Regions from separate parts of the Mus musculus genome. Here region 1 is linked to region 2. The links are chromatin loops, found by intact Hi-C in ENCODE. Cell type or tissue: left cerebral cortex. All regions are shown on one strand.

Region 1 (8,000 bases), 300 kb before region 2:
TGGGACTGGAGCGAGAGCGAGCCAGAGACAGCGCGCGAGCTGAGGGAGAGGCAGGGACCTCAAGCAGGGCGCGGCGACGGGCGCTCGGGGTGGCCCAAGCGGGCGGCCCCAGGCCGGCCAGCGCGGTCAGTGGGACGCCGGGGAGAGCCGGAGAACGAAGCGGGCCTGTCCGAGCCCAGGGGAGCCAGTCCCAGGGGCCGTGGCGCACGGGTGCTAGAGGCCGGGGACGCGGGCGCGCAGACCGACTGACTTACTGACCGATCGCCGCGGGCACGCCCCGCTCCACCCCGCCCCACCGCGCCCCGCGCCGCCTCCCCTGCTCGCTCGCTGCCTCTACCTTCTCCACTTCTTTTCCGCCTCCGCCTCCTTCTGGCTCCCCTGGCGCCAGAGCCTCCCCCTGGCTCAGGCGGGAGCCTGGGCTGTCTGCAGAGCTCTCATAGAGTCTGGGGGCAAATTTCCTTGTAGCAGAGAGCCAGCCCCTTGGCTGGGCGACAGGTGCCGAGGGAGCTTCTGGCCCGTGGACCGGGGGATGCGAAGGGTAAGACCTGGCACAGTGGCGTTTGGGAATAGCTTTTCCGCCTCCCGCCCCCTCGGTACTGGCCAGTGGTCCCCTGGTGTCCTACGCGGAGTTCTTGCTCCGTGTTCCAGGAGAGCAAATCGTGCTAATATGGTGTTTACTTAGCTGTATAGTCCCAGCTTGTTACCTGTGGTCTAAGCTACTTCTGGAGGCTTCTACCATTTACAATTTACTGGATATGCACCTAGCTCTGCATACACTGATGTCTGTTTGTAGAAAATGTGTAATTGTGCATGTTTGGAAAACAGGCACTTGAGTTGATGCTTGACGTCTTTTAGCCTTATCAGAAACTAAGTCTTCCAGAGTCTCTGCACCACATGTAGAAAACGACTCAATTAAATACTAAATGTCATGTAAAGAAATCTATGTTAAATAAGGAACTTCTGATACAGAGCGATAGCTACAGCAGCCATCTCTGTTTAAGGAAAAACTAATATATATAGTATTGATACCTGTGATTGACTGTTATAGGAACATGAAACTAAGAGCTGGCACCAGACGAATGAAGTTGATGCTTTATTTTAAAAGGATGTTTCTTGGTTAAGGCTTACAAGTCACAAATGGAGCATTTCCTGAATGCAAATGTTTGCTATGATAGATGTGAGAAACTGTTGTTTGGTCATTTCAAAGTTTAAAGCAACATGCGTGTTTTTAATTGTAGTACATGGTTTATCTCTCAAAGGTTTCAAAGAGGTGAGAAAAAAATTTAATAACCTATCTATGAAAAAACCTATTTCCTATCTTTTAAATTTTTCTTCCAAATAGGAGCTACTAGCTCTTCCTGCCTTTGTTTATTTCTTGGCATATTAAATCTCCTTGGACATTTAATCTAATAAGAGATTAGAGCAGATTTACTGGTTTTAAGGATGTTGAAAGATACCTCTCTGGGTCCCATAACTTCTCGTTTTTATTGCCAACTTAATTCCTTTGAACAATGGGGAGATGCACATGCTCAGAGGAGACTCCGCGGGTACTGATTATCTGTGGGGTCACTCCTGACATCAGTCTGTTTGGCAGAAAATTGAGAAACTAGGAGTAGCCGACCTCCAAGGTTCCCATAGGACTGACTGATTTAAAGTGCTGGTCTTCTAATCCCAGCTTTTGACAATTTGAAAGGGAGATAGATCTGCTGATCGATTTTTCTCTGCCTCCCCTCCCTCCACGCCCCACCTTCTCTAACTCAGTTACAAGCAATTTTATCCAAAGGAAAGGCCATGAATACTTTCTTAACTGAGAGAAATATATATATATATATTTCTGATTAAATCCACACAGGAACAGAATGCATGCACCTCTAGAATGCTAAGCAGCACATACTGCAGGCTGTTGTTTTTAGGTACACTAGCAGTTGCTCTAGCTGCAAAAGAGGCTTCATGTTGATATGGTTAAAAAAAAAAACTAATCATTTTAGGTCGTTAGGAGAACTTATTGTGAGCAGGCTCTTTTATTGCTTCAAAAGATGTCTCCCGTTTCAAGCAAGGAACAGCCATGGCTGAGGTATGTATGTATGTATGTATGTATGTATGTATAAGTGTCTACTGGGGCAGCTTTCATTGTGCCCCTGATCCTACATGGGGGTGCAGTAATACCACATGGTGGGAATGCTCACTTGTGACCTTCCAAAATGACTATGCTTGCGTGCTCATTGTTAAGAAGACACATCTGATATTTTTGCCCCTACATTTAATGGCATCGGTGGCTGCGTATAGAAATGGAGGTTGTAACTTAATTAATTAAGCCATAGGTGATGAATTGTATATGTAAAGTTTTAATTCTGGGGAAAATCAGACCTCGTGGTGGAGCGGGGCTTGGCTTTGTTTGCTCTCCAGTGTTCCCTGCTTTTCCCCCCTGTTACCCATCTCCCAGCGGACTGTGTTCCTTTCTGGCTTGCCTGTGAGACTGCTCCTCTCTAATAAGCCTCACTGCAGGATCAGTGTGTTCTTTTTGGCATTTCAAAATGTTAAAATAGTGAAATTGTTAAATGTTATCCAGATGAAACTGCTCGGAATGAAATTTTCCAAAAGAACCATGATATTTGTGACATATTATGTATTACAGACAATTCTGAAGGAAAACTCCATGAATCGTTTTATCTGTTTTCTCAAGAAGGAAGCAGCCTCATTGATTGTGTTGATAAGTGTTTAGTATGCTCTGTCAGCTTATTAATTACGAAAGCAAAGCCTGTGAAACTCTCCAAAACAATCTATGACATTCTCCTGTGCTTTGACTTAGAATTAGCATTAACCACAAGAATATTTAGACAGGTTCCTTGGTTTGTCTTGTGTATTGGTCTTTGAAATTAGAGTTGGATTTACTACATAAGAGGAAAGTATTATGAAATAGAGCTTATACTGGCAGTTTAGAGTTCATGGCACTTACCAAATGCTTCTTCCCAGAAAACAGTTGGCCTGATAAATAATTTTCCATAACTAGCTATTTGGGAATTTACAAGGAAAAAATAGCAAATTGAATTTAGTTATACCTAATAACACGTAATTAGTAAAGGACAATTTGGTCATAGCTTCTCGAATTTGGTTAGTGAGATGAAGTCTCTCCTCTAGGATGCTGCCTGTTATTCTTGGGGGTAAGTACATTAGTTTGTTGCATAATGGGCACAGTTCAGAGCTTGGGTTCCCAGCACCTTTAAAGGATGTTAGGTCTTCCCAGTTGAAGACTTGTCTGTCCTATTTTGGTAGTCATCATTTTTGACTGGTCCGGTAGAGTGAAACCAGCCTCTGGATTTAAATTATTTATAATTCTGCTTTTTTACTGTAAACCAAGACTGCAGAGTTTTTGAAAAACCACCAGGGCTGAGTCACAGACTGCATACCTGTATTTTCAGAGTTGTGCTTATTTTTCTCTTACTGGCTGGTAAATAATGAAAAGGACACAAGGAAATAAAAACTTCATTTATGTATTTGAACTCTGGAATTTTGTATCTTCTTCTCCAGATCTCCAGTTCTTTCCCAATCCTGTTCTTATAAAAATGTTAACTGTATGTTATAAATGTACAGGTTCTGTCTTGTGTGGGTTGGGACTTCAACACTTCCCCACTGAACTGCTAATTCTTTAATAACTATTTAATTTGCTTGGCTGTATGTTCTGAGATTAGATTAGGTTTGTCTTATAAAGTTCACTTCAGATTCTAAAATATTTCTTGGATTAAAAGAAGTGATAAATGTCACCCAGAATATCAATGCTCTCAAACTCTATACCACATAAGTTACAAAACAGAATGTGTAGAAACACTTTTTTTTTAACCTATGCAAGAACAAACTTTCTCATTGTTGTAGGTCAAGTAAAAATTTAGGTACAGTGACTTTTTAAATATGTGAAAATACCATTCTGATTTTTAAATGAATACTGCAACTTTGGGAAAATGTCCAAGTTCAAACCAACTACACAGATGGACACAGAAGACACGAAGCAAAAGGAAGTATTCATGTTGAATTAAAACAAGGCTGCTTTGTTTCCAAGATAGGTGCAGATCTGCTCTGGTCTTCTGTGCCCTAATAATCTTGTGCACTTCTCTAGGGGCCCTAAGGTCTGACTCTAGGCTGAGGAGGATCATCACCACACTTGATTATAATTATATCATAAACACCAATGCTTCTGATGAGTTTAAGACAGCTCTTTGCCAGTCTTGATAATTCAAATTTTTTTGGATATTAGAACTATACCAATTGGCAGAAAATCACAAAGTGCATGTTAAAATAGCGCCCATTCGCTTCCTGTTTCAAATGGTATCATGTTATTACAAGGATGCTCAAACAATAAGAAATGCGGGTGAGTGAACGGGGAGGATTAACTCTAGCGCTGGCCACCACCTCGCACCATGATTCAGTGGCTTAATGTTACATGAATGTTTTCCTTGCGCCTGACACGTGGATAATAGGTGTGCTCATGATAGATGGATAATAACACATCAGAGCCATTCCTTGAATGAAATCAGCATAATTGCCTGTAATTTGGAGCAGAAAATACCTACTAAAAGCTTTCCTGGGTCATGTTTCTCCCCCCAACAGGGTATCCTGGCACCCTAGAGCACATTCCGAGACAGAATTTTCTTAGGACATCTAGTTGCATGTACAAACGTTCTTGGTGTCAGACTGGCTCTTTCCCTAAGTTTGAGGAGTTATCCTCATAGATGAGTATTGAACAACGTTGGGACAGACTTTAATTGGAAAGTGATAATGAAATTCTTGAGGACTACAGTAGTTGAGTTTTTAAAGTTGTTGTTGTTGTTGTTTTCCTGTTTTTTTGTTTTTTTCTTCTTTTTAAGGAAGAACTGTTTTTTCCCCAAATGGGAGGAATTGGGCCTGACACTTGTCCTGGTAGTGACCTGAGTTCTGCTCTGGCCTCAACTGGAGAGACTTTTTTTTTTTTTTTTACACCTACACTTTAAGAGACCTTTTGAAGTCTTGCTTTCTTTGTCTTGTTGTCATTTAGTTTAGAATAAACGTGTTGGAACTCTTCCTATGAGAACCCTGGGATTTCAGACAAGCATCTGTTTGTATCTTGTTGCATTACCTGCATCACTGCCATTGTATTTTGTACTTTTGAATACGTTTCATAAACGAGATTTTGCAATTTTTGGAGGGGAGAATGGACTGAGTTTAATCTCCCCTCTTCTAACTCAAAGGAGAGTTTTCCCCTCAACAGTTGGATATCTTATTATTTAATGTTGCCTTCCTGCTCTTGGTTGCATGCTTACTTACCTCTAGTTATGAAAGCTGAGCAGATTTGATCCTTTTGACTTGACCCCTTACTACTCCTTATTAACTCTAAGTAGCATTTAAAATTATCTTTTTTTTTAAACTTTGGAGAGAAGGTGCAGTATAATTTCCTATACTTGATAATGTAATAGCTATTTTTTCCCTACTAGCAAATTCCATGCTATTGCTTTTTAAAGAAAAGCAGAGGCATCTCTCAGAACTGTGCCAGGCAATCTGTTGTGGTGGTTTAATATACTGACAAATGCTCTCACAAACTGTATATGGGTATTTAGATATAATTAAAATACAACGTAACTGGGATGTTTAGTTTTTCAAAGTTTGTGCTTCAATGGGAAGGCCTCTCTCCACCCTTTACCACTTCTTTAGCCATTCTTTGGAGCCATACTTTTAAACAAGAGAATTGTAGTCAGTGTGATAGTGGAGTTGGAACGAGTGCTGCGGTCACACTGCTGAGAAATCCTAGTACCCTTAAAAATCTTTAAAAATTGTGTCCTAAGTCTCTGCCTTTTTGGACATTTGTATTTAGTAATTTTACAGTACTGACTCCCATAGCGAGTAAATCAATATTCTGCCTTTACCATTCATATTTGCTTTTCATACAGCATTCTTTAAAAATCAAATCTATCTATTCTTGTAAGAGACACTCCGTTGAATGCTGTGTGACTATTTTGGTTGGTTAAAATATCTACTCCTTTCAATGTGTCAGTAGCCAGAGTTTGTATATTTTTTTCACCCCTTGCACAAATAATGAGCAAGTGAGTACACATGAAAGGGAAAGCTAGGGTAGTTTAACACATAACTGAGATGGAAAAAAAAAGTATTTTCTAAGAATGCTGTAGTCCTGCCTCAGTGGGAATTTGGCTTTGAGAATGTTCAACTACATTTAGAAGTAACATTTAACTTCTCATAAAGCTACGAGGGAATAATGATAAAGTAACCTGGGGTTCATCTTCATTGTAATAATCGGGAAATGGTTGCTCAGAGTTTATACATTTGAATATTTTTGGATTATATTCCTACAGGCTTATAGCGCCTAGGTACTTAAGAAAGATACCAGTCGTAGGTTATACTGCTATTAGATGCTAGTAGCAAAAGTCTACAGTGAGTCTCTGCCTCTGCAAAGTCTCCATGTTCATTTCCTGTGATGCATCTCTTTATGGTTAGGGAGTAAAGAACAGACACAAATATTTCCCATGTAAGAAAATGAGCTGAGGTGTTCATTTCTTTGACTTTCTAAAAATTCTTCTATCCTCAGCAGTTAAAATGTTCTTCTCAACGTTGTCTAAGAAATGTGTAGCAGTCCTGTCAAGCCAATCATGAGGTTTGTAAATAGAATTAGGAGAAAATGCTAAGAGTTTCCTAATTTAGGTTTGTCTACTGGGTCAGTGTGTATTGCATCTTGAAGTTACTTTACCGGGTAAGATATGTAACAGGAAGTTTGCAGAGAAAGTCTAGAGGAACCCTGAACTGTAGTCAAAACATTGAGGGGTTCCCCAACCCTGCTCTCATTGCTGGCTAGACAGCTACTCCTGTGTTCCAGCTGGACAGGGGTACCCGGGCCGCCGCCCTTTGCTGTAGGGAGCTCTCTTACCTTGTGCAAGTCCTCACACCCTGTTTCGTGCACTCAACACCTGAACTCACCAACAGTCTGCCCTCTCACACAGACTCCAGTCTTCTTAAAGCCCAGCTCCCCCTTGCAGCATTTGGGTCTTCTTTCATGGGTTTCGTAACTTTAAGCAGTGGTTCTTAAATTTCAGAAGTATTTCCTAGAGGTCTTGTTAGCAGCACAGATGTGGCCGACGCTAGCATTTCTAACTCTATCGATCCAAACCGAATTTGCACTCATTAGTTCTCAGAGGCTGCCCTGCTGCTGACTTGGAGGATGCCACTGGCCCGTGTGCTAAGCGTGTGGTGACGCTCAGACTGTTCTCAAGGCGTACAGGGGCCGAGGATCCTGCTCCCTTGCACCTGTCTTACCAACCTAGTCCTTTATCTTCATGTCATTCTTTCTGAACGCTATCCGTTCCGGATCAGTTCAGAATGTTGTAATTGTGCCGCACAAATCCCAGAATGAATTTGACCTTGAATGTGCACAACAGCATAGAGGTTCTGAACTTTCTTCCAACTTGCATGCTTGTAAATCACATCTTCGTGTGGTTTTTTGCATTGTGACTGAGGCCCAGTACTTCTACATTCATGTGTAGGTAATTGTCTGCATCCTGTGAGCTCACTCTGGCTCATCTCCTGTGTTGCTAGTATGCACTGAAAATGTTCTGGCCATTTCAACTAAAGTAACTAGGACTTAAATGTATAGTTTTAAAAAAAATATTTTTTAAAGGAAATCGTGGACTTAAATGACAACATAATTCATTTAAAATTATTCCAATGAGAAAATAGTAGGAAGGGAATTGAATTATTTAGAAATTCTCCTTGTTCTCAGTGGATATGATTATTGGAACTAATATTTGCTTCTCTTGTGAAATATTTCATATTAATCCCAATAATAAAAAAAATTAGTTTCCATTAATTTTCACCTCAGAGTTAGTTATGGTCTGTGTTGATAATTTCATGTTTGCAAGTTAGGTAAATATTTCATAAAAGAGAAATGAGTTTGTTGTTAGAATTGAAGCTGAGCTCTGAGCCTCCCATTTTACGTTTATCTCTTGGCACAAACATATTTGTTTTCA
Region 2 (8,000 bases):
TCTCATCATGCTGGATGGCACCGTTTATGCTGCTGGAGTAGCAAAGGCATCAACAGTCCTACCCAGATGTGGTCTCTATTGACTACAATACCAAATTGCCGGAGAAGATGGGCCCATTGGTACAGAAGTAGTACAACTATTATGGGGTAACAGATCACTCTGTGATTGTATTTGAGGTCCACTCCACAAGAGGGAATTCATGTCTAGTACTCTAAACCCAGCCAAAAACTTATAATTGAGGAAGTCACAGGCCCTAGTGGGAAACCTACTATTGATGCTTAGATAAATTGACATAATAAAACTGCCTTCAAAATATCTGTTTATACCCACAGACAAAACTCAGCTTTAATCAGAGAAGCCTCTCTTTGCAGTGAACAGAAGTAAATGCAGAGACTTGTGGCTGGATGAGACACTGAGAATAGGGCTCTGTCCTGAGCAAGACATTTATACTACCCACTTAGGGCTTAGGGAACATTGCAGAATGAGGGGAGTAAGATACTCAAAAACAGAGGATAGGTGGAAGGGGTGCGAAATGCCATCCTCTAAGCACAACACAACCATGGCCATCATGAACGCAAAGCAGCTGTGCCCACACAAGCCAGTCATGCCCAACAGTCGGCTGTGAATAAGAAGAGATTCACAGGGGCCTTACCTTACCACTTTCTACTTAACCATTCTCGGGGAGGGGGTATTGTATCCAGTTGTGTCCCACTGATAAGCTTCTAATGGAGAGCTCCAAACCCTTGGTCACACTGATGGCCCATGGCAAAAATAAAGCCACAAGCCATGAATATGAGAAAAAGAGTAGCTAATGGAGTGGAAACAAAACAGGAGGGAGTAGGGAGAGTAACTGTAGTGCATTATATCCATATATGAACTTGTCAACCTAGACTTCAATCAGTTCATGAATGGATAACAAAAATATGCTCTATATACACAATGGATAAAGAAAAGTGAAATTATGAAATTCCCAGGTTATGGGTAGATCTAGAATTAATCACTCTGAGTGAGGTCAGATCAGATCAAGAAAAGCAAATGCCACATGCAAATTTCCCTCTCCTGTGTGAAAGCTATATTTAAAGCTTCGGATGTGTGTGTTTGCACTGAGTGACACGTCAATGCCAGGACACTCGTAAGGACCATCAGGGAGATTTCAAGGAAAGGGGGATGGAAACCAAGTAATAAGAAGAGAAGAAGAAGAAGAAGGATGGACCATGGAGGGTTACACGGGGTGGGGGTAGGGAGTGGAAGGAGGAGGCAGAGAGGTAACTGATGCTAAAGACTTTTGAAAATACCACATAGAGATCTATGACTGTAGAAGTTTCCTAAATATATCTATATTCATATATAAAAGGAATCTAAGCTCATCCAGAAACCCTGGAGCTCCAAGGCACTGGAGCACCAACCAAAAAGTACACATGGAGGGACCCATGGCTCTGGCTGCACAGGTGGCAGAGGACGGCCTTGTTGGACATCAGTGGGAGGATCAACCCTTGGGCCTGAGGAGGTTTGATGCCCCAGTGTTGGGGAATGCCAGGGCGGGAAGGCAGGAGTTCACCCTCATAGAGGCAGGGGGAGGAGATAGGATAGGGCTTTTCTGGAGGTGAGACCTGGAAAGAGGATAACATTTGAAATGTAAATAAGGAAAATATCCAATAAAAATGCAACAAGGGGGGCAGGGCTTAAATTGGGTTATTCTGTAAAGGAAATAAGGGAGATTAATACCTCTCCAAGATATCCCAGAATATTAGGTGAAATGTCTAGTGCCTTGTTACCTATTTTGATGGCCCCTGAGATCCCATATACCCTGTCTAAACATCACAAGCTGTTGCCATTCTTCTTGGTTACCCTCCAGGACTCTATTGCTCCATTGCTAAAGATACCATATACTTGGACCATAGAAGACAGAGAAATTAGGGTGATATTGACCTGGGAGCTTCATCCCTACTAGCTAGATTTCATAGTATCTAAAGGTTCTATTGCAATATCATGGAAGGAAACTATTCAATAATCTGTAAACCCTGCAAACTACCATAATGATTGGCCCAGACGAGATGTGCAAGAGTAAGACAAATGTTATGGGAGTAAGTAACTACTTTCTGATTTACAGTCCTTGGAATTTGTGGTTGAACACATAAATGGAAAGTTTTAAAACATATTAGAAATAAGAAACTAAACAGTGACTGGCCAAATTTACAAGGGTCCCTTTGAAATAATAATAATAATAATAATAATAATAATAATAATAATAATAATAAAAAGCACAGTAACTAAATGGTTTGGTTTGGTTTGGTTTGGTTTGGTTTGGTTTGGTTTGGTTTGGTTTGGTTTGGTTTGGTTTGGTTTCTTAAGACTTGAGATACCGATGTGTTTCTTCAAGAACTAAGTGTGTTTATTCTGATTGGTGTCTATTTGTGGTTTCCCAGATCACCCAACCTACAAATCAATGCATGCTTCCCAGGAGAAACCCATGCCAACAGCGCTCTTCCTGTCTCCACCTCTTAGACCTTCCTGCAGATGTCAGCTCTCAGGCGCCTCACTGGCACCTCTCTCTTTGGAAGCTCCTGCCTTTTTCTTGGACTTCCTCATGTGGTTTCTCCACCCCCTCAACTTAGCCGTCATTTTGTCTGAGTCCAGTGGCCATGGTCACGGGCAGTGTTAGCCTGCCTCTCTTTTTCCATTACTCCTAGAGTATCTCATGCCCCTACTGTGAAGTGTGCTACTTTGTTACTGTGCTTCTTACCACTGGCTGGATGAGGTTTGTTTGTTTGTTTGTTTGTTTGTTTGGTTGGTTGGTTGGTTGGTTGGTTGGTTGGCTTTTGTTTTGTTTTGTTTTGTTTTGTTTTGTTTTGTTTTGTTTTGATTTGATTTGTTTTAATGGACATGCTTGTGCCTTACTTTTAAAGGTACTTAATTCTGGAAGCTTCTGGGGCTTTAGAAGTTCCCTGGGTGGCTTTGATTTGCAGCCAACCATGAGAAACACGGCTTTCAAAGCATTCGGTTCTACATCTAATCCTTGTTTTTACAAATATACTTAATATTTTGAGTCCAGATTGCATTGTGTCTTTTCTGTTTCTGTACCCACTATACAACTTGCCTACCTGTTATAGAATACTCACAGACAGCTTGAGTGATTGCTTGGCAGATTTCAAATGATGTTGGATAACACTCCTTCAGACAGAAAGGCAGAAAGCTGAAGTTTGTTCCTGACTCTACAGCTAGTGAGCCAGCCCTCCCTGTATTTCTGCTTCCTTGTTTTTAAAATGAAGGTGATAAGGTTACCAAGGGTCTGGGATCTTAAATAAAAGGCTAGATTAGAAGCTTGGGTATTATTTTCAATATTTCAGTAAGCCACCGCAAATTCTACATTGCATACCAGTTTTCATCTTATCACTTTATTTCCTATTATTAGTGGTTGGCAGTCGGTAGAACCAAAAGGAAATCTCAGTAGTGAAAGAGGTTAAGACATTTCAATAAGATTCTATGGCTCTCCTTGCTCTGCGTTTATGGTTCAGCTGTTTTAGGAAAGATCATAGTAAAGAATTTGGAGTTTGGCTAATCTGAGTTCAAATACTATCTTCACAACCTGCTAACTGGTACACTGAGCAAGGCACACTCATTCCTTCACATGGGAGTATTAATGATGTTCATTGCATAGATTTGTAATAAGGATGAATACATTGTATGTGGGAATCCTTTACCAGCCATGCTGCAGTTGTTAAGTCAGTGAGTAACAAGGAACGTGATGGAGAGAGAAACAACACTGAGAACTAGTCCAAGATGCAAGAAATGTTCCTCTCAGGATTTAGGCAACCTGCAGACTGGGGACAGTTCACAGCCGGCTCATGTTTGGGGAATAGCCTTTCAGCTTCAGAACACACTGCGTCTTCTGCTGTCTGTCAGTGTGGTGCAGCCTGCCACAGAGTGTGGCTCTCTGTGGGGGAGCACAGATGCTCCCCAAGGCCTGCTTTCTCCGTGTTTCTGTGCATCTGGATCATCCAGAAGCCTTTGCTAACATAGATGCCAATTCCCAGGGCCAGCTGCCAGATATTCTGGCTGAGTAGTTCAGGAAACCACATTTCTGCATTTTTAACAAGTCCACAAAAACTCTCTGCTCTAAGGGAATTAATCTAGAAGAAAAACCCAAAGCCCAATAGACAGGCAGATGGTGAGGTGATGGGGACATTTACAGTGACTGTTGGGGTCATTGTGTTGAGAAAGGCATGTTTATGTGTGAGCGTGTGTGTGTGTGTGTGTGTGTGTGTGTGTGTGTGTGTGTGTGTGTGTGTAAGATAAAGACAGACAGAGTCAGACAGAGTCAGACAGAGACAGAGACAAATGAGACAGTTCAACAAGAATCAGATAGCAGGCAATACATACGAGGAGGTCAGGAATGCTTGCTGGCTATGCATGTGGCCCGACTGTGGAGATGAGTCATGGAATGAGTATGCCTGTCCTTAGAGGAAGTCAGTGTTCCCTTCCTAGGTAGGAGATGACCAAAGCCCCTTTTCTTTGCAGGAGCCTAGGGATGGAGATAATCACACAAACAGCTTGTATCCCCATCTGGACAACCCAGAGATGAGAACTCAGCCACCATGAGGGCCCAGCTTGGAGTTCCTTGCAGGCTGCCAGTGCTTCTGCACTAATATTTTTCTTCCATTTCTTCATTACTGTCAACCCAAGTAGAGTCACTCGCCCATTACTGTAATGTTCAGGATACTGAGGGTGCTGTCGATAATTGTGGCAGTGGCACTGTTCCCAAACCTACCACATGGCATCTGGACCACAACCTAAAGAAGAGAAATTTCATCCAGTTGGAGGCAGCTATTTTCAAAAACCTTGCTCCGGAGTCCTTTCCCTTGTTTTGTCCGTTCTTGCCAAACTGCTGCTGATTCAAACTCTCCTCTGACAATGGCATGCCACCATCGTGAGCAAGACAAATACTTGATGCTTTGGCTGATTCTGCTTTGTCTGGCATAGACCTCATTTGCCCTCCTAAAACATTTTGTTGCAATTACTGTGAATGTGGGTAATGCTAAGAAAGAATAGCGCTTCCCCCCTAGATACTACACATTAGAGTTCTATATTCCTCATATCCACTTCTCTGAGCCACACTTGGGAAGGAAATGTCCCCGAATTGAAATAGAAAAGGAGTATTATGACTTCTTAACCTATTCTCATACTGAGTCCTTATCTGAAATTGAATCCAACTTAAGAATCTTAACTATCAACAAAGAAACTCAGGGATAAGTGTTACTAATTCTCCATCCAAAGTCCCATTTCCATTTGCAGCTACATTGGAATAAAGCCATTATCAGTTTATGTCCAGACGGACAGTGCTCTGCATTACATAAAAGTGTGGCTCACATGGCAAGGATGGCATCTTCTCAAATCCTGCTTCCTCTCTGGCTTTCACATGAAACCCCTATTTTGCCCATCTCTGACTTGTTCATTTGCCCAGGAGGCAGAGTTGCTAATCGGCTGCCTATTGCCTGAGTAAGGTGACCCCACTGGAAAGTAATGGACTGCTGTAAACGCCATGTCTTAACCGTGTGCAGCTGAGGATCGGCTGGCTGGCTGCCAGGGGCTGTTCTGGTACTCCTTCCCACTTCCTCTTCTTCTTCTTCCAAACTCAGGTATGGACCAAGACAATCAGGACCTCCGCCATTAGCAAGAAGTATTTTTGCTCCCCTGTGTCCTTAAACCTAATACAATGTTCCAATTCAATAAGCAAAGGCACCTTGAAAGAGGAAGAAAGGGTGATAATGTTACAATTGGGAACTTGCTCTGATATTAATAAAACTGGCTAGTATTCCCCGCATGGCTACTGATCTTTGTAGATACAATTTTCTCAGAAAGGGTGGTGAGTTTTAGGATTCAGACATCAATTACTCTACCTTGAATCTTTATTAAAATTCTCTCTCAGCATTTGAACATTTACAAAAAGTTACCCTGCAGCCCTTTCAGACACTGTCTGAGTTAAACCCACTCTACAATATAAATAGTCTAAAATATTTTCCACCAGACAGGATTGCAAATATAAGAAGAAAGTGGTCCATCTCCGTTGAAGAACATTAGCTACAGCTGGATGCATCAGTAACCATTGTTCTGGAACACTCTGTGGTGAGGAGTAAGGATTTGGTACATTCAAAGACTTCATCTGGGACATCACTGCCTTTGCCAACTTAGAAATGAGGTCTGCCACTGAGTAGCATCCAACTGTTCGGGTCTCAGTATCTTCTTTGCATCCTGCCCAACTCAAGAACCTCTCTGACTTTGTCCTGTGCTCCCTGGGGATTATAGGCTATTACCACAGTAAATATTATTACACAGGTAGGGCGTCACTAGGACTTGTAATTTTTCTCTTACATAAATAATCTGAAGAAAATTAGCAAGATTTAAATTTTCGATAAATTATCTGGTAAGAAAACAGCTATAGAAGACATAGATATGTAATATTTCATTAATATCCAAAATATTTTATAAGGAAATGAAAATCTTAGAAATTGATTGTAGAAATAAAAACAAAATAAAACTAATTATCTTGGAATAAATTTAATTATCTTAAATTGGTGTTGTATAAGCTCATATTGAGTGTTTCTCAGTATTTATTCCAAGTAGATTTCATATCCTTTAGCATCAAAATGATCTTTTCTGCGCACATGTGCATACATGCATGCATGCATGCATGCTTGTGTGTGGGTATGTGTGTGTATGTGTGTCTGTGTGTTTTTTTCTCTTGTCTTCTAGGTAACAGCTCCTTCCATGATGCCAAGCTTTCACTGATTTGAACTTGGTAATTCAATTCTCATTCCTTCCTTTCCTCTCATGTAACCAGTGCAGATTCTACTCATTGTAGGCTACAGTGGTAGATTTTAACATCACTTTTTTTTTTTTTTTTTTGCTTGGTTTTTGGTTTTTGTTTTTTGTTTTTGTTTTTTGAGATAGGGTTTCTCTGTATAGCCCTGGCTGTCCTGGAACTCACTCTGTAGATCAGGCTGGTCTCGAATTCAGAAATCTGCCTGCCTCTGCCTCCCAAGTTCTGGGTTTAAAGGCATTCGCCACCACTGCCTGGCTTAACATCACTGTTTTGTTGTTGTTGTTGTTATTGTTTTTTTTGTTTTTTGTTTTTGTTTTTGTTTTGGTTTTGGTTTTTAGAGGTAGGGTTTCTCTGTATAGCTCTGGCTGTCCTGGAACTCACTTTGTAGACCAGGCTGGCCTCGATCTCAGAAATCTGCCTGCCTCTGCCTCCGCCTCCAGAGTGCTGGGATTAAAGGCGTGCGCCACCACGCCCGGCTATACATCACTCTTAACTGTCCTTCTTCCATCAGAAACCCACATCTGAGCTAGTCTGGCTAGATGGAGATTGTTGTTCTCTGTATAGCTTGCTATGGAAACTTTAGATTCTTATCTTGTGGGCCATAATTACTTGAATACAGGGTTAGGGAAGAACTGTGGACAGTAAAGGATTCCTGAACTTGATCAGCCAAAAATTAATTCAGAATTAAGCTCAAAATGAATCCGGCATATTTCACGCAGCATTTGCCCATGCTGTGTTTATTTCTTGGCTTCGTTATCACCTTGATTGTGAACCCCTAACCTGCACACTTGGTACTGCACATTGTATCACACCATGCCAACACACATCCCTGAAGTACCTTGACTCACATGCAGAGTTGTTGTATGTTATAAATGCCAGCATTTTATTGTGCATATACAATGTTCTGCTCCTTGTAGAGACATATGGTTTAATAGCGGAAAACAAAGATTTAATAATTTGTATTATCCTTCCTCAGAGTGTAAGTATCAAATCAGTATATCTTGGATTGGATTGCTTGAATGTTTGATCTTTCTAAATTGCTATGCGAGTTTGCTGACTTAAGTTTTACATACCCCGCCCAAAATAAAACCTCCAAATTAATTTTAGCTTGGGATTAGGACAGAATTTCCAACAATTTTTCGAAGTGGCTCAAAATATAGCTTCTGTCATTCTGTAATGC

Evidence for each region. Hi-C counts contacts between places; a loop is a spot of excess contacts. Peaks named below come from ENCODE experiments on the same cell type or tissue, not always from the same donor. Only the 100,000 strongest peaks of a DNase experiment are listed, where the experiment ranks them.
Region 1: it touches region 2 in a loop (2.8-fold over the local background); 6 of 42 quality-filtered maps call a loop at or near these places.

What each region holds. Positions count from the first base shown.
Region 1 is chr4:33,924,621-33,932,620 of GRCm38, forward strand. It overlaps Cnr1 (cannabinoid receptor 1 (brain)), which reads left to right and starts at 24. Exons shown (of 2, transcript NM_007726.5): 1 at 24-538. In left cerebral cortex, no CTCF peak of the experiment used is centred here; DNase peaks (open chromatin) are centred at 331, 1,675, 1,887, 2,146 and 4 more places; H3K4me3 peaks cover 3,972 bases; H3K27ac peaks cover 3,462 bases.
Region 2 is chr4:34,222,239-34,230,238 of GRCm38, forward strand. No RefSeq gene overlaps it. Among named protein-coding and RNA genes, the nearest start is that of Gm33286, 82 kb to the right of the region's middle. In left cerebral cortex, no CTCF peak of the experiment used is centred here; DNase peaks (open chromatin) are centred at 4,023 and 4,731.